Linked DNA regions of Mus musculus: all the other regions are linked to region 2. Evidence: chromatin loops called from intact Hi-C (ENCODE). Cell type or tissue: left cerebral cortex. All regions are shown on one strand. Region 1 holds the start of P4ha1 (procollagen-proline, 2-oxoglutarate 4-dioxygenase (proline 4-hydroxylase), alpha 1 polypeptide). Region 2 holds the start of Micu1 (mitochondrial calcium uptake 1). Region 3 overlaps Mcu (mitochondrial calcium uniporter). Region 4 overlaps Mcu (mitochondrial calcium uniporter). Region 5 holds the start of Gm23803 (a small nucleolar RNA gene).

The links. A loop is a pair of places that touch in the nucleus more often than their neighbours do. Peaks named below come from ENCODE experiments on the same cell type or tissue, not always from the same donor. Only the 100,000 strongest peaks of a DNase experiment are listed, where the experiment ranks them.
Region 1: a loop joins it to region 2, with 3 times the contacts of the local background. A loop is called at or near these places in 2 of 42 quality-filtered maps.
Region 3: a loop joins it to region 2, with 2.7 times the contacts of the local background. A loop is called at or near these places in 7 of 42 quality-filtered maps.
Region 4: a loop joins it to region 2, with 2.7 times the contacts of the local background. A loop is called at or near these places in 7 of 42 quality-filtered maps.
Region 5: a loop joins it to region 2, with 2.4 times the contacts of the local background. A loop is called at or near these places in 7 of 42 quality-filtered maps.

The regions. Positions count from the first base shown.
Region 1 is chr10:59,320,945-59,325,944 of GRCm38, reverse strand. P4ha1 (procollagen-proline, 2-oxoglutarate 4-dioxygenase (proline 4-hydroxylase), alpha 1 polypeptide) reads right to left here and starts at 2,649. Exons shown (of 15, transcript NM_001316371.1): 1 at 2,469-2,649. In left cerebral cortex, a CTCF peak has its summit at 2,573 (motif pointing right); DNase peaks (open chromatin) are centred at 1,950, 2,134, 2,737, 4,593 and 2 more places; H3K4me3 peaks cover 3,192 bases; H3K27ac peaks cover 2,499 bases.
Region 2 is chr10:59,699,897-59,704,896 of GRCm38, reverse strand. Micu1 (mitochondrial calcium uptake 1) reads right to left here and starts at 2,334. Exons shown (of 12, transcript NM_144822.3): 1 at 2,210-2,334. In left cerebral cortex, a CTCF peak has its summit at 2,229; a DNase peak (open chromatin) is centred at 2,338; H3K4me3 peaks cover 2,084 bases; H3K27ac peaks cover 784 bases.
Region 3 is chr10:59,488,652-59,493,651 of GRCm38, reverse strand. It overlaps Mcu (mitochondrial calcium uniporter), which reads left to right. Exons shown (of 8, transcript NM_001033259.4): 2 at 2,496-2,565. Among named protein-coding and RNA genes, the nearest start is that of Oit3, 49 kb to the right of the region's middle. In left cerebral cortex, a CTCF peak has its summit at 2,554 (motif pointing left); DNase peaks (open chromatin) are centred at 1,857, 2,102 and 2,504.
Region 4 is chr10:59,500,705-59,505,704 of GRCm38, reverse strand. The region is part of intron 1 of Mcu (mitochondrial calcium uniporter); the gene reads left to right. Among named protein-coding and RNA genes, the nearest start is that of Oit3, 61 kb to the right of the region's middle. In left cerebral cortex, no CTCF peak of the experiment used is centred here; DNase peaks (open chromatin) are centred at 1,742 and 3,083; H3K4me3 peaks cover 645 bases; H3K27ac peaks cover 174 bases.
Region 5 is chr10:59,813,016-59,818,015 of GRCm38, reverse strand. All of the region lies in intron 8 of Micu1 (mitochondrial calcium uptake 1), which reads right to left. It overlaps Gm23803 (a small nucleolar RNA gene), which reads left to right and starts at 219; the gene lies at 219-350. In left cerebral cortex, CTCF peaks have their summits at 260 (motif pointing right), 2,986 (motif pointing right) and 4,875 (motif pointing right); DNase peaks (open chromatin) are centred at 311, 1,259 and 3,024.

The DNA of each region.
Region 1 (5,000 bases), 380 kb after region 2:
ATACCCAGGTTAGTCATTTATTAAAAACAAAGCATTCCTCCCACAGAAATTAAGGCTCATAAGGTTTATAGCTGTCTCCATTCTCTCTATATCCCTAGCATCAAAGCAAATGCTTGAAATTAACTGCTCCATGAAAACCACAGCTTGTCAGTCCATAACTCACTCTGTAGTAACAGAAAATTAGTGTCTCCTCACCAAAGCTACAGCTCTCCTACAACAATGGTGATACACAGGAGAACTAAAGCTTTGCTTTCTTTCCTCTTCCTCCTCCTCCTCTCCCCCTTCTCTTCTCCTCCTCTTCATCTTCTTCCTCCTCTTCCTCCTCTTCTTCCACCTCCTCCTTGGTTTTTTATTTTGTTTTTGTTGTTTTTGGTTTTTTGAGATTGAGTTCTCTATGTAGCCCTGACTATGCTGAACTCACTCTGTAGACCAGGCTGGCCTCGAACTCACAGAGATCCAATTGCCTTTGCCTCCCAAGTCCCAGGATTAAAGACATGTATGACCACCACTGGCTATAAAGGTTTTTCAATTTTTTTTTCAATATTTATTCTTTACAATTACAAGTTGTATCTGGTTTTCACCTATTTTACTAGCTGAGTTACAAAGTGACAAAATGCCCAAGCCTTTTATCAAAGTCTCAGCTTAATTTCAAAGTAAAAAAAATTCAGTATAACAATGGAAATAGCTTCATCCACCTAAAAGAGAAACAGTAGACCTTTTCTTAGTCTGTAAATCCAAAAAGCATCTGCCCTCAGGAAAAAATTAGACACAATATTGCAAAATCAAACTGTCATGACCTTTTAAAGTAAGGAACAAAAATCTATGCTTCCTACAAAAGGAAAAGATAAAGCTTCTAATTCATATTTAAGGTTCTGAAATGACACTGACGGTCTAAAGTTAAAGAAAATCAGTGGCTGAAGAAAAAAAAGAAAGAAATCACGACTATTCCTATTTCAAATCAAGATAAAAATATTCAGAGCGTGTTCACTTTCAGCTTCTACTTCCTGCTTAAAAATCTCTTTTCTCCCTAGAAATAATCAAAATAACCCTTTTGTGTCTTTTTAAAGTTTAATTTCCAATGTTCCTGCTACGCAGGAGTAATTTTTTTATGCGATTATTTTAGGAAAAGACTAAGTTCCATTCATAAGCTTCATCTAAACCTGAGAAGGGAAACGAGGTTTTTTTTTTCCCCCTCAACCTTAAAAAAAAAAAAGTTGATGAAAGAACAGCGTTGCCACGTCTCCCCCCTCCCCCACTCACGTAGTGGCTATTCCATCCCTCCAGAGTGCATTCCAAGGAAAAAGTCCAAGAGCCATGGCTCTCGAGTTAAGTCGAACCTGGCAGGTTCCTTTTAATTAAAAAAAAAAAAAAAATCATTTCCTAAAAGAGAACCCAGGAGCTTGTCTATCCCTTTCTGTGGAGGCTCTTCCCTATAAACCACGGTGCAATACCCCAAGAGTCCTCATTTTGGATGGTCAGCTGAAGATGTTAAGTCCGAAAGCCTGCCTTTGTACCAAATTCCCACTCTCTAGGAGAAACAACCTCGTATTTAACCGTACCATCCTTCCCCACACTGAACATCCATCTGGGGTCAATCACAAAATTCAGTTTAAAAGTCTCACACAACCATAGAAGGTTTGGCCAAAATGGACTGACTTGTTGACCCTGCAAGAGGAGGGGAGCGTGAAAGACGAAAAGGGAAAGGGGATCATCAGGGTGAGCTGAACCAGAGGAGGTGGGCAAGATTGGAAACCAGGAGGAAAGAAGGAGCAGAGGGAGAGAGAAATACAGAGACAGACGCGTGTGTCCTTAAGTGATTCACTGGGATGAAGAGGAAGGAAGAAGCCAGCTTCCCCAACTGTGAATGACAGCAACTTCTCAGCTAAACTCGGCGCCCCGGGCTATGTCTACTTGCTGAGACAACGCCGAGAAGCGCAACAGACAAGTTCAGTCCTAACTTCTGAGTAGGTCCCACTTCCCAGCTTTACTTTCCAAAAGTGAAAAGGAAAAAGAGAAGAAGAGCGATCGAAACGGAGAGACTCAGCCCCCGGCTGCAAGCGCTGCCTGCTTTCTCCACTGCCACATGCTAACCATCTGCGGCTCGGGCGGCCCAGACCCCCGCCCGTCCGCCCTCGCCTTCCCCCGGCTTAGTGGGGCGGACGAGGTACCGCTGCACAAGTCATCAGGGAGGCTGGCTGCCCGGGATGGAACATTCAAGAAGGTCCTAGTGCTGGGGCGGGGCGCAAGCCGCTGCTGCCGCTCCGGCCAGAGGCAGGACGGGGGTGGGGGGACGGCGAGGGAAGCTGGGAGAGCGCCGGGGCGGCCTGACTTCGGGGGTGCGGGGCCGGGTCCTCTCGGGGAGACCCGGGGGCGGCTGTGAGAAGGGCTGAGCCCCACTCCAGAGCGAAGGGACCCCGGCTGCCCGCGGGGACCCCGCATCCGTCTCCAAGATCGGAGGAGCGCCTCACCTGGATAGCGGGCCGGGAGGAAGGCGACAGCTCGGCTCGGGTCAGTCCTGTCGCCTGCAGTCCCCGCTAGCTAGCTCCCTGCCGCCCTCAGCCTGCTGGCAGTGCGACTGGGCAGTAGAGGGAGCCAGGCGTCCCTTTTATATTCCCCTGCCGCGCCGGCGCGCCGGAGAGGGGGCGGCCGCAGCCCTCGCTACGTGCGCTCTGTCACACCAGCTCCCGCGCCACTGCGCAGGCGCTTGCGGCGAGCCTCCCACCCACCCGGGAGTCGCCCAGGCCCGGGGTGTTCCAAGCCTAGGCTGGCCCACGCGAGGACGCAGTGCGCCTGCGCAGAGCTCCTGCCACGCCACCGTTCCCGTGGTTACCATGGGGCTTCCACCACCACCCCCGCCCGGGTTCCTGTAGGATTTAGCGCCTTCATTTCAGGGTCAGCGGCGGGTCTCAGAGCCATCGAAGCCATCAGGAAGGACAGTTGTGCAAAATTAGGAGAAGTTTATAAGAATTTAGGAAATAAAGTGGAGGTGTGGAGTGGGAAACAAGACGGTGTATCCGGGGTGACTGTCGGGGCTGGCTTGGCCCACAGGGGTTTTTGCTTTAATAAGCGTCTTTTTTACACTTTTGAACACGAGGATTTCGCTTAATCTCCCACCCGCATACTTTATGGGTGAATAATAGATGACAATTGAGTGTCATCTGAGGTTAAATCCTAACCCACTCTGTATAAAGTTAGATTTTAACTTCCCTGTATCTTGGGTGCTACATCTGCAAAGAAGGAATACAATATTATCTGTTCCCTAGGCCCTAGGCTTGCTGTGAGAAACAATGAGACAATGAATGAAAAAGCACTTACTTAGCACATGCCTAGGATTCAGGAAGAGCATGGAAACATATAATGGGGCTGGGGAGGGGGTGTACCAGGATGTTGGGTTTTGAGCATTTACCTAACATGGAAAAAAAAGGCCTTAGACTTTATTACCTAGCCTCAAACAAACCAGCACAGAAACAAGCATCAACAACAGTAAGTCTGGAGATGTGGCACACACAGCTAAGATTTCAGTTCCCAGCACCGTGCTGGGTGGTGGCTCACAACATCCTGAAACCCCAGGTCGGGCAGATCAACAACTCTGGGCTTCCAAGAACACCGGTATTTAACCACACAAGACACATACGTATAGTTAAAATGAATAAAATTAAATCTTTAAAAAAATACTACTGAGCACACTATATAAGGCACGAACTGTGTTTGAGTTTAGTCTTGATCTAAAAGAAGAGAACCTTAGTTACTGGCAATAAGGACAATGCCAGAGATAATTTACTTCCTGTCAGGGAAAGAAAGACTTTTCTAACATTTGTTACTCGTTTAAAACTGTAAAGTTTTCCTTGCTTGCTAAAGTATGGAACTGATTGGCACTTATCTGGGACAGAGAGACAAAGAGCTTCAGGCGTCTGAAAGCAATGGTTTCTAAAAGTGTGGCTCTGTGGGTCTAGTCAGGAGCAGTAGAGCCAAAAATGTTTTTGTAGGACGATTTCGATTCTTTTGCTATAATGACAACACAGTTGGATTTTCCAGAGACTTCTGCTCCTTTGTCATGGTTTAAGTGTGAGGCATATCCCAACCAGGCCACTAGTAAGAGAATTTACAGAAGAAAAACAAAAAAAGCAAAAAACCACACAGCCACCCCACTAATACTCTTAAGATGTTTTTATTAAAAATGTTTTTCTGCTAACTTGTAATATAGTTGTTTTAAAATGCACAAATAAAGCTATTTTATATATTTTTTTAACCTCTCACTACAGTAAATCCTGCCAGATATGACCCATATAAAAATCTCCTTTAATCCTTAATATGTTTTATGAGTCACGGACCAAAGGATGTCTCCAGACCTGAAGTCAGTGAAGCTTCAGTGTCAGGAATCAGAATTGCCAGCACCCCCTTCTAAGATCCTTGGAGGGGTCTTAGCAATATGTCTACATGACCATATGCTCTTATGAACTTTGTAAAAGTAAGACAGTGTTGCAGTTCTTGTTCACCCCCGGAACTCTCCCTCTGCCGTACTTCCTCTTGACTGAAGGTGTTGGAGTCGCTGGCAGGCATTTAAAATCTTTTGCTAAAATTGAACTGGGGTTACATTTGGTTTGAATTTAGTAAGATTTATTTTTGTAGCCTAGAGTCTCTTCTATCTGTGGTTAGGTTGTTGCCAGCTGTCCCAAGCATCCAAGAATACTCTTCCCACCCATTGAGTTGGCTCTCCCAAGATTATGAGAGTAAGGTGCAAGAGCAGACCTCAAACCTCTTAGTTATGTGAATGTGTGCTCATTCTAGAGTCTATAAATAAATAAATAAATAAATAAATAAATATGCAATGTGGAATGTGTAGCTACATAGACGAGTGCTTGGTAGCACATGTGCCACTCCACTGCCTGACTGTTTAGTTGGTTTTGTTTTGTTTGTTTTGTTTTTAGAAGCAGGGCCTCACACTGTATATAGGCTAAGATAGTGGGAAGTTACTATGTAGCCAGCCTCAAAATTGTGAT
Region 2 (5,000 bases):
AAGGAATCCACTCCCTTTTTTGGCATCAAAGGAAGCTCTTTCTATTAGAAGTTGGGGGGATATTGTGGTAAACCTTTTTTTTAAAAAGTACTTTTATATAAAAGGAAGTATACCAGATAACTCTTTGGGGGAAAATGGAGAGTATTTAGCTTGTGCTTTCAATACTGTTGAAACTGTTCAAGAGCTAAAACTAACTTTGCAGTTTAAAAGTAAACATATATATACATATATATGTTGTATGTATATATGTTGTGTGTATGTGTGTGTATATGTATGTGTGTATATATATGTGTGTGTGTATATACATACATATAATATACATACATATATATGGCTTTACTGCCAGCCTGGTGGCACATGCCTATAATCCCAGCACTCAGGAGCCTGAGGCAGAAGACTGCCATTAAATATTCAGCCAACTGTGGGGGTTGGCGGGGAGAGCATCATTAATTACTTGAGTCTTTAAAATGACTACAAAGGTCTAAAGTAGTTGTTCAGTTAAATATAACGGTTATAATTATTTCATGTGATATTCAATTACATGAGGAATTATGTATTATTAGTTTTTTTTTCCTCTAAGCATAAGAAAGCAAGTTACAGAGCCTGAGGCAGGGTGTTTATACCTAGGAGTTCAAGGCCAGCTTGGGCAACACAGTGAAACACTGTATCAATAGATGGGTGGATGGACAGACAGACGGACAGATGGATGGATGGATTTACTGAATACAGTAACCACTCCATGAAACTATAATAAAGGCAGTGATGCTCTTGCTTTTACCAGAATTGGCTTTATCATTGGCTCCTATCATTCTCTCCAGGCACACCAGCCATTCCAGAATCTTCACTTTCTGCTAATATTATTTTGAATGTTATGACCCCTGTGCGGATACTTAGGTGTTGATGACTCTTTCTTGGCATCAGTAGGTAGCCAGGGTGATGTCTTTAAGCAAAACAGAATCAAAGATTGATGAGAAGTGGGGACCGAACCCATTGAAGTCTGTAAGGTCTGGGCAGGCCTGTAATCCCACCCACCATTCAGTTGGCAGAGACAGAAAGATTCAGACTTTAAGGCCAAACCTAGTGATGGGGGTGGGGAACCTACCTCAAAAAAAAAAAACAGAACAAAAAAGAATTCAAACAAAACAAAGTAACTGGTGGCCAGAACATCTTCCCGGATAAGTGGCATTCTAAACTCTTTAGGATAAGATTCTAAACAAGCATCACATTGTCCACACCGGCAAACATTCAGGATGGTCGAGTCCGCCAACTGTTTGTTATGTCTCAAAGGCTGACAATCAGTGAAACCTAAACTCCCCAACAGATGTGTTTCATCTCCAGCACACACTCCTTTCTAATGCTGTTAAATCACCTCCCTGTCTGACCCTACTGACTGCTTTAAAGTAAACAGAGGTTTATTAAGGGAGTCATCCCAGAAGTGGATCAAAACATGTATTTATAAACAAGCGGGAAAAAAATAGGTCTTTCCAAAATGTCTCAGGAAGAAAATTATTTAATCTTAATTATTTATTTACATGCACAAATATTTGCACTTCAAGCACCTGAAAGGGACTGTAGACAAAACCTCGGATTTATAAAGGTGACAACTTATTATAAAACACAGTCCGCCTTAAACTCTTCTTCTAGCATCCCACATAATCAGTAATACCTGGCTCATTCTCGAAACATCGTGTGGGTAGCCCCGACTGGGACTGGGCACAGACAGAGAAAGGGAGAATGAGAACGCGAAGTTGCTGGTGAGGATAAAAAACGGAACAGTCCGAGAAGTCTGCAGTTTGTTTTGCTTTTCTAAAAGGCCAATGATCCCCCCGCCCCATCTTCTCTATCCCCAATACATGTATTTATCTATCTTTCTGTCACAGCTCTAAACTCCTCCATCTACTTCTGACCACATCCACGAATTCCGGGAGAACTAGTGTGTCCTGGCCGCAGGTGGAGAGGATGCACTCTGAGGCTAGAAGCCGGGCACTACAAGTTCTCCCTGACAGGGATAAGGGGTGATAGGGTGAAGGGAGCGGAGGACCGAGAGTCCCCTCAGCATATCACCAACAGCATCACCAAGACAGCAGCAGTCCCTGGCGGACCTGAAAAGTGGCCGGATCTCAGAGCCACACGAAAGGCTCGTCCCCAAAATGCGCCGACTTCCCCTCCCCTAAACTCGCCTCCAGGCGATCAGATTCCTCACACTCACCCGTCCGCGCTCCAGCTTTAGCAGCAACTCGGAGAATGCCGCCCACCTCTGACAACCATAGAGACGCAAATGCCGGGGAGCCCCGCTCTGCGTCCTCCGCCCACTCTCACGTGACTCCCTTAGCCGCTGGGCCTGCCGGGATCTTGATGAAACGTAGCAGGGAGGAACCGAGTTGGGGAAAATGGGGCGGGGCGGAGAGGCAACCCCGCCCTTCTCTGGGGCCCGCCCACACTTCGGATCCCGCCCCGAGTCAAGACTCCGCCCTCGCCTGGGGGCCCGCCCTGTCCTCAGCCCCGCCCACACGTCGGTGCCACGCCCTCGCTGTTTAGGCGGGAATGCCGGCAGATTTGCAAAATCCCTCCTGCATTCCATTGCTGATTTTGTTTCTCTGCTGTCAAAGTCCACCTCTCCTGTGCCTCTTTCTAGTTAAACCCTGCTCTTCCGTAAGTGGGAAATTGATAACGAGGTTCTTCCCACCAGTCTAGAGGCTCACACTGGTTTTATTTTAGGAACATCTTTTATTTATTCTTTGACAGTTTCGTAAGATATAATGTATCTTAATCTTATCCACCTCCAGTTCTCCACGTTCACTCCTTCCAGGAAGTCCCCGCTAGTCTCCCAACACTTGGAACTTAGAGGCTAGTGTGGTTTACTTAGACCTGTGTCAAATTATGAAACAGAGGAGCTCAGCAGGTAAGGGCTCTTACTACCAAACCAGATAACCCGTATTTGAGTCCCAGGACACTTATGGTGGAAGGAGAGAACTGACTGATGCAAGTTGTCTCCTAACCTTCAGAACCATGCTGCGGAACACACATACCTGCATGCATACATACATACATACATACATACATACATACATACATGAAAAAAGGGAAGGAGAAAAGAGCGAATAAAAGTCTTCTCTTGGGACACACATCTTGTTATCTCTGAAACTTGTAAATTTCACATTGCATCGTAAATACCATAGAACACTTTGGAGGCTCACGGGATAAATTAACTCTTTATTTGAATAAGGAAAAGAGAAAAAAAATCATCAATATATAAATTGTTGAATAAAATTTTCAGCCAGATGTGGTGGCATAGAACTGTAATCCCAGAATCTGAGAGATAGAGGCAGTAGGATCAGGAGTTCAAAGCCATACTTAGTTACATAGTGAGTTTGAGGCTAGTGTGGGCTCTATAAGATCCTGTCTGAAAAACCAAGCCAAACATAAAAATCCATCAAGATCAAGGAAGACAATGATTAAGTTGGGCATGTTGGTATATGACTATAACCCCTGTAGAGACGGAGGCAGGAGGATCAGGAATTGTCTTTAGGTTGTCCTCAGCTACATAAATAGCAAATTTTTCCCTTACCTCCATCCATGTACCATAGCAAATGTGTCACCCCACACACATACTCACACACATAATAATATGTAAATAAATATAAGAAGAAATATCCAGGTATCCCTCCCCTGCCCCACACCAGTAGTTCCCATGCCATGTTGATAATCAAATGCCTCACACTTAACTGGAGAGATTTTTGGTTTAGGTTTTTATTTGAGACAGTTCTTTTTATATAGGCTAGGGTACCCATGCTGTTCTCAAACTCATGGTAATCCTCCTGCCTTGGCCTCCAAAGTGCAGGGGTTGTGGGCATGCACTACTATGCCTGGCTCAGGGTAAAATAACACAGATTCCTGGATCCTAAGATACACTCACTGGACTAGAACGGTGCTCAGAAATCTGGATCTTCATAGTCCCATGTGATTTCCATGTAGGTGTTGAATGGGAAAAGAAATGGATTTGGGTCTTTTTTTCCCCTCCATGCCACAGAATAAAATATCTCTATTTTGTCTTCAGTATAGCAAAAGTACATTATACTAGAAATCCTGCGCTATTTTGTGTGTGTGTGTGTGTGTGTGTGTGTGTGTGTGTGTGTGTGTGTGTGTGAGAGAGAGAGAGAGAGAGAGAGAGAGAGAGAAGTTTTTTTTCTCTTTCAGTTGGGCCAACATATTAATTGACATGCTTTCAAGCATTTCCTAGTTACCTATTTTTATCACATACATAAAAGTAGCAATTCCAGGTGTGACCACAGCAGGCTCAACTTATTACACCACAGTGAAAAGTGAATCTCTCCTGAGACAGGCATCTGAGTGACTGGAGTGTCATTTCATAAGCCTTCCATTCAATTCTTTCAAATGAATTCAAAATAGACTCCCCATCCTTCATTATATCTATCTTCAGAGTTTTATAAATTATAGTCTTTAAAAACCTATGCAGATTTCCAAAGCTTTCCTCTCTCTTCTGTAGTGCTGGAGACTGAACACCGAACTTTGTACAGTCTAGGAAGCCCTCTAGAATTGAGCTGTTTGCCACCCCACAGATTCTTGTTGAGGAACTAGTATAGTCCAGTATCATTTAGAAGTTAAGTTCTTAGTTGCTATTGTAGTGTGTATGTTCTTTCCTGATAATTATGGCCAGAAATAATTATATTCAAATAAGTAAGAAAAAAAATTTTTTAAACCTTAAATATTCCTTTCTTTTTATCTATCACAAATGAAGCAAGGAAGACCAGCTGAATCAACGATACATAAAAATTTTAAATCTATTCTTTTTCATTGTAGTTGAAGGTAACTACAAAATCAAAGAATCGCTTCTCCTATTTTGAGTCCTAAATCCATTTTTTTCCACTTTTATAAAAGGAAGCCGGCGTTCATGGAGAAATGGTTGAATTCAGGGCGAGGGCAGAAAGGTCCAAGAGGATCTGGAACATCTTGTGTTAGAAAGTCTGGCTGTACCCAGG
Region 3 (5,000 bases), 210 kb after region 2:
AAGCTAAGCATGTTGGGTAGGGGTATATACCTGAAGTCAATCAGGAGAGGCTAACGCTGGATCAGTATTTAACATGAGGGGCCAGAGTAGACCTTTCCCAGCAGGGATGACATTTGAAGAGCTAAGGGGAGAGAGGGAACCAAGTAGTCATGAAAACCAATGTTATAAACTCAGCTTGCAATCCTCCTGTCTCCCTTCCCAGGGTGCTGGGACTGCAAGCATGCATCGCCATGCTTTAGTTCACAAGGAAACTATTTAACAAGAAAGCAGTGATCAAAACACCCATAAAACTCCAGACTATACTGCTTGCCCATCATGGTCAAGGCCCTGGGTTTAATCTTCCGTACATACAAAAAGAAAAAAAAGAAAAACAAACACAAGACTCTAAAACTGCATACTGGAAAAGACTAAATATATGTTTTATATTCCTATAAATAAATATAAGGAGACTAGACTTTCCTAATGAACAATTCCCAGATTAGTTCACAGAGAAAGCAGAGCACCTCAGAAATGATAGTAAATAACAGGCCAGTAGAGACATTGCGGATGCACACAAGGAAAAAACCTCAGGGTGATGCATTCAGCATTGGTTACTACACTACAATGCAGACAGTAGTCATGGGAACAGATGCAAACTCTGTGAGGAGAACTCTGTAAAATGCTTCTCTAGGATACAGATAAAGATTCGGAAGGAGAGACATGGGATTCTAGGCTACATCAGGTATAGTTGCATACACCTAGATTTCCAGAGGCAAGTAGATCTCTGTGAGTTTGAAGATAGCCTGGTCTACACAGTGAGTTCCAGGTCGGCAGGGCTACATAGTGAGACCCTGTCTCAAACCACAAAGACTCCTGGATGCAAAGGCTTGACATAATACAGATGGTAGTTTCCCCTATGTCAACCCATGGAATTAGCATGGTCTCAAAACAAAATGCTTGGCACTTACAGGTGAACACTCACTGTAGACCAGGCACTGTTCTAAGTGCAGTATATATACTACCAATTCAGTTCTCCTGACAACTAACCAAACCAGATACTAAAATTTACCATAAACCCAGAATGTGGAACCATCATCGTGGTTATCTGGTTGCGAGCAGACAGATCACTGGATAGAGCAAAGCTTTGTTCAGAAACAGACTGAAATTCATATAAGTATTTGGAAAAGGAGGAGGATGCTGTCTGAGGTGAGATGAAGCCAGCCATGCTGCCGTGGAAGAGAGACTGGCTGTTTGTCTTTCTTAAATGTGACTGAAATTAAGTCCAATGAATCAAAATTTTAAACCCGAAAGAAAAACCAATTAAAATATTCTAAATATTAGTTCTAAATATTAGTGTCCTGGGTACTTTTCTCTCACTCTGAAGAGACACTGTGTGACCAAGGCAACTTATAAAAGAAAGTGTTTAAATAGGTCTTGCTTTCAGAACTCAGAAGGTCAGTCCAGAATCATCATGGCAGGAAGCATGGTGGCACACAGGCAGGCATAACGTGATGCCAGAGCAATAGTTAGAGCTTTAATCTTATACAGAAGCAGCAGACAGCGAGAGACACTGGGCCTGGCTTGGGCTTTTGAAATCTCAAAGCCCAGCCCCAGTGACACACTTCCTCCAACAAGGCCACACCTCCTAATCCTTCTCAAGCAGTTCCACCAACTAGGGACAACATATTCAAACAGACGTAAGTGCCTGTCAGACCATTCCCATTCCAAACAGCACAGTCAGTCTTTCTTACGTTCCCAGATGTCTTCAGGAGGAAGGAGGTGGGAGGTAATGAGATTCCTGCATCCTGTGTTACAACTGAGTTTCCTTGTGCATTGTCCTGGATTCCTAAATGGTCTCGATTGTCTTGGCATGGGTTTTCTTTAGTGCCTTCCTGCCTTTCTTCTGTCATACTTTTGGGACTGGGAAAGATAAAAAGAAAGGGCTTAGTGAGAAATGTGTTCAGTATTCTCCTTGAAACCTAGCTCATTTCTGAGAACTTCAGTCTAGACTCCTGGCCGCAGCACTGCCCTTTGAAGATGCGGCAAAAGTGTGTGACCGTGACTTCGTTCTAATGCTCTGGGCTCAGGCGCTGAGGTTGCCTGTCCAAGATTTTAATAAGAAAAGCAAACAGCAAGAGCCAGAGCCCACTCCAATACTGAAGCTGCACAGTGCATCGCATTCTCATAACTAATGAAAGAGATGCCAGTCTAAGGTCTGGCAGCGAGAGGCAGGGAAAGTTAGAGCGGATAATGCTTAACCAGGATTGCTTTTAAAAGTCAGTAATATATTTTCCCCCAGGTGTGACTGTCATTTTGTTTAGTATGAGACCACCCTTCTATGTATGAAGATGTGTTAGTTGATAGTGTCCCTGTTGTTTAACAGGCTGCTGGGAATGCCTTTTATTGTTTCGGTTCATTTGCATTCTCTGCTTCCCGGTGAAGATGCTAGCGTTATTTGGAGCACATGTGCCTAGAATCAATTTGCCCTGATGGTTTACCTGGCTTTTGTCTCTTAGGCACACCAGAGGCCGGCTTCCTGGCAGAGCGTGGGAGCCGCATATTGCAGTACGGTTGTGCCCTCTGATGGTGAGTTTCAGAAAATCCATTTTTACATCTTACTTTTTTTTTTTTCCCTATCCTCCTTACCTTAGTGTTTCCAGACATTTTTAGTCAATATAAACATTTTTTGTTGTTGTTGTTTTGTTTTTTGTTTTTCGAGACAGGGTTTCTCTGTATAGCTCTGCTGGCTGTCCCTGGAACTCACTTTGTAGACCAGGCTGGCCTGGAACTCAGAAATCCGCCTGCCTCTGCCTCCCCAGTGCTGGGATTAAAGACGTGCGCCACCACGCCCGGCTTAAACATTTATTTTTAATAATTTTATTACATCTATTTATTTGGGGGTGCATGCATGGCATGGCATGTGTTTGCAGGTCAGAGGACAACTTGAGGGGGTCAGTTCTCTCCTCCCACCACGTGAATTCCAAGGACTGAACTGAGGTTGTCTGGCTTGGCAGTGAGTACCTGTACCTGCTCGGCCACCTCTGCAGCCCACTTGCTGATTTACAGACTGTATTCCCACTCCTGGGTCTCTTGGAGGTCAGGGAAAGGGGATGACGGTTAGAGAAAGGGATGTGGAACTGGGATGAGGGTGAATTCAGAGAGTTAACTAACACAGACTAGTTGTCCGTCAAGTCTTCATAGGTCCTCAATGGTCATTCACGTTTAGAAACAGGTGATGAGTTACTTCTCTGCCGGTGAAATGAGCCAGTTCAAGCCAGTTTTGGTTATATTAAATGCAGGTTTATTGGGAAGCTGCTCTTGGATAAGTTTGCTGGCCCCAAGGACCGAGGCCAGGGAAGTCACCATGGGAAGGGAGAGAGAGGAGACGGGGAAGAAAAAGCGAGAAAGTGTGCGTGCAGAGAGACAGGAGAGGAGAAGAAAGAGAAGGAAGACCAAAATGCCTGGATTATATAGGGAGAGGTCCTGGGGGAAAGGCCGGATACTTTGTAAATGTTCAGAGTGCCCCAGACTGTCAAGACGATTGAAACTTTGCTTATTTTTTTCTTTAATCAATTTATTTTTTTTACTTATTAACTTTACATCCTGCTCACTGCCCCCCTCCTGAGGGCACTCCCTTCCACAATCCTTACCCCATCCCCTTCTCTGGGTGTCCCTCCTTCCCTGGCATTTCAAGTCTCTGCAAGGCTAGGTGCTTCTTCTCCCACTGAGGCCAGACAAGGCCTGAAGCCTAAAAGAACATATCCTACGGACAAACAATGTACCCTTTGGGATAGCCCTCACTCCAGTTGTTCAGGACCCACATGATGACCAAGCTGCATAGCTGATACATATATATGGGAAGGCCTAGGTTCAGCATATGTTCTTTGGTTAGTGGTTTAGACTCTGAGAGCCCCAAGGGTCCAGGTTTGTTGACTCTGTTGATCTTACTGTGGAGTTCCTGTCCCATTCAGGACCCACAATCCTTCCTCCTGTTATTTCATAAGAGTCCCCAAGCTCCATCGACTCTTTGGCTGTGGGTATCTGCATCTGTCTGAGTCAGCTGTTGGGTGGAGCATCTTGGCAACTTGTTCCTGTTTGCAAGCATACAGAGTATCATTAATAGTGTCAGGGATTGGTGTTTACCCATGGGATGGGTCTCAAGTTGGGCTGGTTATTGGTTGGCCATTCCCTCAGTCTCTGCTCATTCCCCCATGCCTATATTACTTGTAAACAGGATAAATTTGGAGCTGAAAGTTTTGTGGGTGGGCTGGTGTCTCTATCACTTTACTGGAGTTCCTGTCTGGATGGATATAGGTGGTGGCCTCTTCAGGTTCCATATCTCCAATGCAGTAAGTCAGAGCTAAGGTCACCCCCATTGATTCTTAGATGCCTCCCTTGTCCCAGGTCCTGTCTCATCCTGGAGATGCCCCACCTCCACCCCACCCCCACCTAAGGTCATGTCTTCTAACTTTCACTACCATTTCTACCATAATTTTTCAATTTACAGAGCTTGGCCTAGGGGTTAACATATTTTGTGTAAACTTCAGTTTGATCTTGTTCTAAATTCAACTCTATAAGCATTAATTCACAGACGGCATGCATTAAAAGAACATCTTGCAAATTCACAGAAACAACAAAACTGAAGAAGCCCAAAATGGATCATGCAAGCCCCAGATCCTCTATATCTGTCAGTTTAAGTTTACAGGGTAACAGGAATCCTTTCCCCGAAGCTGTTGGGTAATCTGAACACATACACACGCACTCATGTTTGGTGATTCTTCAGCCCTTGGAGGAAACCTTGCTGGGACCAGCCCAGCATCTAGGTAAATTGAGGCCAACAGCCATGGGTGGCGATGGTGGCGCCAGTGATTATGGGTGCAAAAGTTGCTTACTAATTGTAAATTTTTTTCTTCCTTTAAGTCTTTGCTATTCTAAGGCCAAACGCCGCTGGCTTCTGGTAATTAACTCCTGCTGTTATCAGCAGGGCATTAAAAAGAAGATTTGATTGCTAGGGCTCTTTT
Region 4 (5,000 bases), 200 kb after region 2:
GTGCTTTCAAACAAACAAACAAAAACAGTTTAGAAATACTTTTACAATTTACAAAGGATTCTATAATGCATTTCTATACTTATCACTCTTAAATATCCACGTTTGGTCTAGCTCGTGTCAAATCTTTTCTTTTTTTTTAAACTGGGAAAATTTCTTAGTTTCTTTTCCTCTTGCTGTGATAAAATGCTCTGTGGAAAGTAACATAAGAGAAGATTTATTGGGGTTCACAGTTCAGGGTACTGTCCATCACGGTGGGGCAGGGGTCAGCAGCAGGAGCTTGTGGGAGTTGGTCACTCTGCATCCGTCATCTTCTGTTTTATTGGTTATTTTTGTTTCGTTTTTGAAAAATGAGAGAGCGTGAAGCTGGGTAGGTAGGGAGGTGGGGAAGATCTAGAGAGAGCTGGAGTAAAGGAAAGAATATGAGCAAACCATATTGTATGAGAAGAACTTAGGAAGCAGAGAGCCGTGGATACGTGTGTGCCAGTACACAGCTTGCTTTTTCCACTTTTTAGAGTCCAGAGTCCTTGGCTGGGGAGTGGTCCTACCCAGTTAAGATGGGACTTTCCACACTAATTATTATAATTAAGATAATACTTCATAGACAGTCTCAGAGACTGACCTTAATGTCCGTATCTCCCCCTGAGTTCCTGGTGATTCTCCATTCTGTTAAATTGGCATTTAATACTATCATGGAAAATACATATTGCAGTATTGTCAAAACTCTCTGTTTCCATCCCCAATTTCCAAAATTTTCTTTCCAGAGCTATGTAGTATAAAAATGATATACCATCTCTATGAGTCTTAAGAGTAATCACATTCACATATTCGTTGTTGTTATGTGTATATATTCCTCATATTCAATAGTTATTAATATGTATATATTTATATACCCATTAAAGATAAAGTAATAATGCATGTATTTGTATGTTAATTCATCAAGTACTATAACTTACATACTCTATAGCTTACACATTTACTATACATTGCTTTTGCAATTTATTCATGTTTAAATCAATGGATAGTTTGGGTACTATGCAAACATGAATTATCATTCCTAGCTGTTCATAATTCTTGCAAAATGAAGATGGTAGTGGTATTTGTAAGAAGAGTCATTATTAATATGTAATTGAGCCTCTGTCAGCTCGGACTGTGAAGCCATGACTAGAACTGTTGGCTGAGTGTTTGGTCCCACGTGACCAGCGAAGAGCTGGCTTCAGGCAGAATAAGCAAAGAGTTGGGCTTTCAATTATGTATGAAAATCACCCTAGCTGCCTTGTCTGCATCCCTTTACACTACACTGTGATGATTTGATTTGTAAGAGTTTTAATAACAGCCTCTTTGTGATCATTTTAAGTAATGTGTTAACTATATGAAGCATAACAGCAAACTAAAATAAATCCATCCACTTAACTAACATCAGAGAAAAGGAAAAAAAAGTCATTGAATTTGACGTGTTTTTATGAAGCCCCGGGGTATTAAGAACAAATGTGTTTAAATCTCTCATTAATTAAAGTGTGTTTGTTCTGGGTGGCATTGCTATGGGACTTCGTCTGGCAGTGCGGAAGGAGCACTGGCTGCTCCTGGTCCCTGCCTGTTGCCAGAGCTACAGCTGGAGCTGCTAACTCAGCAGGGCGGTTATCCCGGAAAGGCAAGCGTGCATTGATTGGGTCATAAGTCGGTAAAAAGAGTAAATGGGAAGGGTGTTGAAACACACCCACTCCAGTGCTGGAACTCTCGCCTGTTGTCTCGTTCTCCTAGTGTAGAAATCCACTCCGCTCATGCGCGCGTGGGAGGACAGAGAGCGATGCTCAGGACAGCTACTGCACCCCTCTCCTCACGGGGAAGGAAGGAAGAAAGCTGCGTTCTTTTCCAATACTAGCTGACGCCAGAGCAAAAATAAAAGTCACTTCAGACCTATTTATCTGCACTGCCCCTCGTGTGTGTGTGTGTGTGTGTGTGCGCGCGCGCGCGCGCGCATGTAGGTATACACACATTATTTACATGGGTGCACTTGTAGGCCTGAGGGTGACCTCAGGTGCCTTCCTCGCTTCCTCTCCAGGTTATTCATTATCTCCTACTGAGCCTAGAACTCCCGTTTGATTAATCTGGCTGGCCAGTGAGTGCCCAGGATGCCGTCCCTGCCCCCCTCCACCAGCACCTGGCTTGCAGGAATGACCCCTTTGCACGAGTCCCAGGCATCTGACCTCACACTTCCCTGCCACGCCCTGTTGCTTGGGTCATCTCCCACCCGGTGGTTGGACATTGTTTATTTCGTTAAAGAAGCATCGCAGGAAGAAGGAAGACGAGTTATTAAAATACCGTACTTACTGCTTTCTCCATCCTAGTCTCTGATGCTTTATAAACTTTACCAAAAACTTAAATCTCATACATTTTACTTGTTAAAAAAAATAAATAAAGCAAGAAGCATATTCATGTTAGTTTGTACTCCTTCAGTTTTTTTTTATTTTGAATATTCTCAAATCTAAAGAAAATGATAGAAAGAATACAATGTGCATGTAGTCTTATCCCCATCTAGATTTATGTTATTAATATGTGACTACATTTGCTTTATTTTCCCTATGTATATGCATATGGAAAAAAACGGGTTTTATTTCTTCTATATATGTGCATTCACATGTACACATGTGTGTTAGATTTATTTTCTCTACATACATATTCACATGTTCACATACATGATAGCTTTATTTTCCCAACATATGTGCATTTACATGTACATACACATGCACATTAGTTTCATAGTCTCCACATATGTACGTTCATATGTCCACACGTGTGTTACTTTTATTTTTCCCTGAATATGTGCATTCACGTGTACAGATGCACATTAGTTTCATCTTCTCTACATAGGTGCATTCACATGTTCACATACATGTTGGTTTTATTTTTTTCCCAGTTCCTTTACCTGTAGACACTTTAACCCTGATTTCGTAAGAACACTAGCATTCTCTTGCTCTTGTGCACGATGTAAGAGCTGTTTTCATCTCTGGAACCCTTTTGTTACCTGTTTTTATCTGTATTCAGGAACAAAGGAAGCGGGAGGGAGTATTAATAGCTGCCGCCCACCGCCTAAGTTATTCACCACTGTGCATCTTTCAGAATCCAAGTGTGAAACACAGAGAAGTTCAGCTTCCGTGCTGAATAGATACAAAGTATCGAAGGGACGGGATCCCAAAGCCTTACTCCTGCTGTCTCTTGCACCGTTTCTCCCAGCTGCACAAACCGTTAAATCATCCCCCTCAACTACTTCATTGTGCGTGACACATGTCAGGAAAGAACACATCGCTATTTGTCTTCACAAATTCATAGCTTTCCGAGTTGTAAAGACTCACAATGGCTGCTGTAAGGCCTGTTCATTTCAAAGGCGAAAAGTCTGGTTCAAGGTCATGGAGCTAGGTATGACTGGAGAATCTCATTTTCAAGCTGTCTAGGCAGCATTCTTTCTACCACAGGGATTCTCACTGAAACTCCGTTGCTTCTGCCAGGGTCTTGATAAGAGAGGAGGTGGAGGTCTGAGACCACCACACCTCCCTTGCTCCTGCCTGCGCTTAAATCTGGATTGGGTGAGCTACACAAGGCTTTCCGAGCTTCTGTTTGCATAAGAATTTTCTGGTAACCTTGTTACAAAGCCAGAGGGCTAAGGTGGGAGCTGGGAGTCTGCCCCTCACTCCTGACTAGCTCCTGGGTGATGCAGACGCCACAGGTGCAGGCGACAGCTGTCAGAACCAGCCCAGGTTCGCATAGCCCAGGAGTCCCCCAAATAGGAAAGAGTATTTTCAAACATTACACAGTACTGCACTTTATAAAACCCAGAAACTAATGTAATCAACACCTGTTTATCCACCACCAACCCGAAACGAAATACTTCCAAGGTCATTGCCGCAGTGACCGGAGACTTCATAGACTTAGATGGTAAGACAGAGGGACCCACAGATTCAAGTCTTCTGCCAAAGAGCACTGTTAAGAAGACCACTACATCATGTTCCATTCTCCACTCGCGATATGAGCGTCTTCCAAATGATGTCTGTCTAGTCAGTCTAACAAGTGGCATTCTGCTTTCATTCCTTTTGGAACAGTATAAAGAGTTATCAAGAACAAATCCTAGTGTTTATGTGTCGATAAGGATTTTTGTGGATAAGGATTCTTAAGAATTTTTGTGGTTGGGTATTTTGTCGTCTAAAAATAGTTAACAGTATAGTTATTAACCAACTCAATGTAACATGAAATCCACCCGCAGCAGCCAAAAATAAAACAGACCTTAAATATGTAGGTGAAGGAATACTCTAACTACTCCCCAAATGCCTGTAGCTGTTGTCATTTCTTCTAATTTCTCAGACTCCCTCAGCAGTAAATAAAACATCAGCAATAATTCCCCAAGGGAAAGAGTAGAGTACAAAGCTGTCATAGAGCTTGTCAAAGAAGCTGAAATAGGGGAAAAAGGGGTGGGGGGCGCGACAATTCTGTGAAGTAAGTCTTTATGAAGTTTCTACTACCTCCTGGCATACTGAGAGGTCCTAATATGTAAGGAGATTAATATGTACGAAGTCTTCTGGCTGACCATAACCCTAAAGGGGAGTGTGTCATCAGAACAGATATTAGAACACAGCATGGTGGAATAAAAGGGTTTGGACTGAATCTAGGAACAGTGTATGGAAGTTGTAAAGACGATGAACTTGAAGACATAATGTGTTTAAAAGTAATACAAGGGCTGGGGGTGTGGCCTAGCTGGTAAGCATGCTTGGGGGTGTGGCCTAGCTCGTGAGCATGCTTGCCTGACGTTTTCAGAGTCATGGCTTCAATATCCAGCACCACAAATGATCCCTGAGGAAATGTACACCCCCAGTGCTTGGGAGCTGAAGGCAGGAGGAGAAGAGACTCAAGGTCGTCTTTTGCTACAGAGAACCTAGAATCACTGTTCAAAACACAAACAAAAACTCTCCTTTGTTTTGTTTGTTTGAGGCAAGGGTCTCCTGTAGTTCTGA
Region 5 (5,000 bases), 110 kb before region 2:
TCTGAGCTCTTACAGCAGGTAAGGCCTACTGGGCATGTCCAAACTGTAGCCTCCAGGCAACCAGCAACCTGGGACAGCTAGGAATGCAACCAACACAAAACTGTCAGCTTACTGAGAGCAGGAGGTATCTTTGTTTTTTTTTTTTTTTTTTTTTTTTTCTGTAACCTGTTTGTGTGGTTCCTGGGCCTAAATTTTGTAGATAATAATGTTGTGTCACAACTGCACCTAGAGGTGTTGCAGGTGTGGCTGCTATGTCACATGTGTGTCAGTAGGTGGCAGAGAAGAGAAAGGCTATGTTTACACTCAGTGTTCTGACCCGCATACATCTGAATGATAGGCAGCCTAACACTCCCAGGGAAAAAAAACCAAAATAATGTTGTGTCAATGTCGAGATGTTGGATATCCTGTCTGATATAACAGAAGAGTATATTTTGCACTGTGATAAGATTAATTTGTTCTTGGTGCCTGAATCTCTCATTATGTACTGCTTTAAAAATTCTTTTGTGTGTGTGTGTGTGTGTGTGTGTGTGTGTGTGTGTGTGTGTGCATGCATGAGCATACCGGGGTCAGAGGACAGCCTTGGGTGGTGGTCCTATCTTGTTTTCCACAGGGTCTCTTGTTCTCTGCTGTATATGCCAGGCTAGCTGGCCCCAGGGCTCCTGGTGATTCGATTGACTCACCACCTAGACTCACCATCCACCCTGCTTTAGGAGAGCTGGGGTTGTATCAGCATGCTATGGTTGGCTGTATGTGGGCTCCAACGACCTGAGTGCTGGTCCATGTGCTTTCATAGCAAGCAGTTTACCTACTAAGCTATCTCCCAGCCCACTATCATGTACTTCTTGAAGTAAAAGTCTGTGGTTTATATTATTTGGTCGGTTACACAAGTGCAGGGTCACATAGCATGTGCTTATTAAATAATTTTGGTTGAATGTGTCTCTGGCTCATTTACACAATTTACGTACCAATTTATTACCAAATGGGCAACTAAGACACACTCTGCAGTAGAGAATGCAGTAGGCCTAAGGGGGAGATGGCACAGCTTCTTTAGAATTGGTATTCATTCCTCAGGGTCGGGGGGGTGGATCTTGAAGTATCCCCTAAAGCTTTGAGGAGATGCCTAGGTATGGGCTCTGCTGGCTAGGAAGGACAGCTTGCTTTTGCAGGGTCACTTCACATACAACAAGCCCGGAAGAAACAATACACACAGCCAAGTACAGCGACAAGCTCCCAGGAGCTCGTGGGCGGGATGGCAGTTCCATGCAAGCCAAAACAATTTGTACTGAGATCTGGAAGCAGGCTGGAGTGATAAATTAGGCAAGACTGGCAGGTACACTTATTCATTAAAGTGAGAACCAAAAGAACTCATCAGCAAAGTTCTGTGCCTTCTGCCACTTGCTATTAGAAAGCTACCATGTCATCAAGTTTTATAGAATCCACGCAAGGAGAGATGCTAAGTAAAGCGTTAGCATAGCACTGTGCCCCATAGGGAAGTGAGAATAGCTGGATCAAAACACAGAAAGACCCTGTCCTCTAAGTTAGAAATCTGAGTCTCAGGGTCCAGACTCCTGGGGGTCCTTGCATCCAGTCTCTGAATCTGGCAGCCCCTGGAAAACACTTTTATGCAGCCCCATAGTCTCTTCTGGCTATGGAAGGATCAGGCTATCCCTTGCATCCACTTCAAAGGTATTGCTGGTGTGTTATAGAAGGGAATCCAATATAACATGGCAGCAAGAAAATTGCCTTGGCAGTCAGAGAGACTCTGTTTTTTTTTTCCTCCCTTGGACAAATACCAAATGTGTACCTCCAGGCAAGCTGTTTAACCCTTTCAAGCCTTGGTTACTTTATTTATAATGTGGGTAAAATGACAGTATCTTTCTCTTGAGGTTACTGCCAAAGTTAAGCTAGATAATACATGTAAAATTATCTCTATTGATCTTTTCTCAGATTTTAATTTACTTTTAATTAATTTACTTAATTAACTTTTTGAGATTGGATCTCACTAGGTAGCCCAGGATGGTGTGAATCCTTTCTTTTCTTTCTTTCTTTTTTTTTTTTTTTTAAAATATATTGCTGGGAACTGAACTCAGGACCTTATGGCTCATGAGACAAGCATTGTATCTCTGAGCTGGGTCCACAGCCCCCTTGAGATAATCTTTTACATTTTAAGAATTACTATTGTTTTGAGATTTGTGCTTGTGTGTGTGTGTGTGTGTGCGCGCGCGCGCGCATGTGCGCGCAAGCGAGCGTGTAGTAGAAGGCGGAGTAGAAGGCACTTGATACCCTGGAGTTGGAGTTAGGTTGTAAGTCACCTGATATGGGTGCTGGGACCTGAACTCAGGTGCTCTGCAGGACACACATTTAACTGTTGGGATACAGTTCAAGGATGGAGTTGAATGAGAATTCTGAGTGCTTTTTAGAAAACCCTAAGAAGACAAGAGTCTTGTGACCTTGGCTTCTTTGAAACACATAACTGTTTTTGGCATGTGTTTCATGCTTCTCCTAAGTGTAGTTATTCTACGCCTTTGTGGAAAAACACAAGAGGTTTGTCCTTGTGACTGTACACTTCATCCACATGATTCTTTTTTTTTTTTAAAGATTTATTTATTTATTTATTATATGTAAGTACACTGTAGCTGTCTTCAGACGCACCAGAAGAGGGCATCAGATCTCATTACGGGTGGTTGTGAGCCACCATGTGGTTGCTGGGATTTGAACTTCGGACATTCGGAAGAGCAGTCGGGTGCTCTTACCCACTGAGCCATCTCACCCGCCCATCCACATGATTCTTAACACTCAGAGTAAAAACTGTCGGATGCTCTGAATAAAGTTGGCTTTTGCACGAGTCCTTAGTTCACCTCATTTTTAGGCCCTATTCTCCCAGGTTCTTGCTGCCAATTACAGCGGCAGACATGCCACATCTTCAGCACCACTGTCATCATCATCAAACTATGTTGGTAATGTGAGTGCTTCCACAGCCCAGCAGAGGGCGTCAGATCCCTCAGAGCTGATCCTGGTGGTTGTGGGCTGCCTGACTTGGGAGCTGGAAAGATAAGGCTATTTCTTAACTGTGGGGCCATTGCCCAGTTGCACAGTCTAGTGTCTCTGAAATCAGCAGACTGCCTAAGATTGTTACTGACTAGAGAGCAACTGTACCCTTGCTGTCTCTGCCTGCAGAAACAAGTCAGAGTTTGCAGAATGGGTGCCAATAGTTTAGGAGAAAATTCCAGATAACTGTGGAATTTTCTTTTCAAACTGCTGTATCACCAATGCTGTGACAGTGCAAAGGACAACAGATGTGGGGAGGCTGATAGGCCGATTCAGAACGAAACAGCCAGAGGTGCTGGCTCTCCAAGGAGGGGCGGTTCAGACTAGTTTATTAGTTCATTTACTTGCATTTCCCTTTTTGTCTGCATAAGAACTCCACGTACCAGAAGTCTAAGACTAGAGGAGTATTGTAAGCTTGATCTTCACTGATGGGGAAAGATACGGACATGGTGAAAGTACTTCTCTTGTGGCAAACTCAACAGCGTTTTCTTTCTTTCTCTGTGATAAGTTGATGGTGCATCCATCCAATGTTTGTGCTTTGTATTTTGCTGAAGTGTGATAGTAATCAGCCTGGCACACACAAAGAGCTCAGTGGACATTAACTATGCACACCAGTATTAGCAACAGGTCTGCCATCAGACTTGCTTCTGTTACCTTGAGATACATTTAAAAACACGATCTTATCCTTATTTTTGCTTATGTATATCTGTGTGAACGTATGATGTGTATGTGAGTATATATGTGCCCATGGAGGTCAGAAGAGGGCACCTGGTCCCCTGGAGCCAGAGTTGCAGGTGGTGTGGGCCACCTGATATGGGTCCTCTAGAAGAACAGCCTGCGTTTTAAACCACTGAGCCATCTCTCCAGCCTCCCTTCAGCTACAATGACAGAGAACTACATCACCTTCTATGAAGACAACATATAATGGGGAAGGGACTCATGCGGCCCAGCCCTTGGCTGACGAGCTTCGGGCAGCTGATGCCGGCCAGCTGCTGGCGCAGGGTGAGTCACTTTTTGTCAGCGGTCCCTGGTAAGTTGCCTGTGCTTCAGTAAATTACCCATGCACATGTTCACATGGGCTACCCTGGTGAAGCTCAGTGAGTCTAAAGAAATAAAAGGCAGGACCATAAGAGGGGTGTGCTGGGAAGAAGCGGTCCAGAGGGACTGGGGGACGGGGTGAGTGGGAGGATGGAGGATGAAGAAGGTGGGGGTGACTATGACGCAAACACCTTATATGCATCTATGAAATTACCAAAGGGTAAATTAGAAAAGGCGACATAGAGAAGCTGATTGAGAAAGGACAGTAACAATCACCTCTTTCCCACGCCCACAGGGAGTCCTTGCGCGTAGGAGACAGCATGAACTATGCTTGGGATTAAAGGCTGAATCGGAAACTCATTTTCTAAAAACTAGGCTTTGGTATGGAAACTAGGGCTGTAAGGGGAAACTGTAAGCCCTGCATTAACTCCAAGTGGGGCCCAAATTAATGGGTTGCGGGGCAATGATGATAAATTCTCCCTATTTACTCGCTCATTCGTGCTTCATGGTACTCTCTGAAGAGGCGAACAGCTAGGCCCTCCACACTTACTGAGACACAGCTTACACGTTCAGCGGTGGGGTGGGGGTGGGTGGCGGGTCTAAATTAGTTTACACGGATGTAAATCACTGGCTTGATTACAGCCACGACAAAAATTGCAAAGATTTACCAAGCGGTAACAGAGGCTGTGACCTGATACAAGTCTCTGTGCTCCTGACAGATAAAGAGGCATTGAGCGTGGGACCTCCCCTCAGGGAGCTAAGTCAGGCTGCTTGTCTGTACCCAGGAGGTGGCGACATTACGGAAAACCGCTGGGCGGAAGCTTTCTACAGGGACAATTTCACAGAACTAAGCCGCGAACAAGATCAGTTGAGGAGACAGAGAAATGGTGGTATTCAAGGAATGTGCGTGCCAC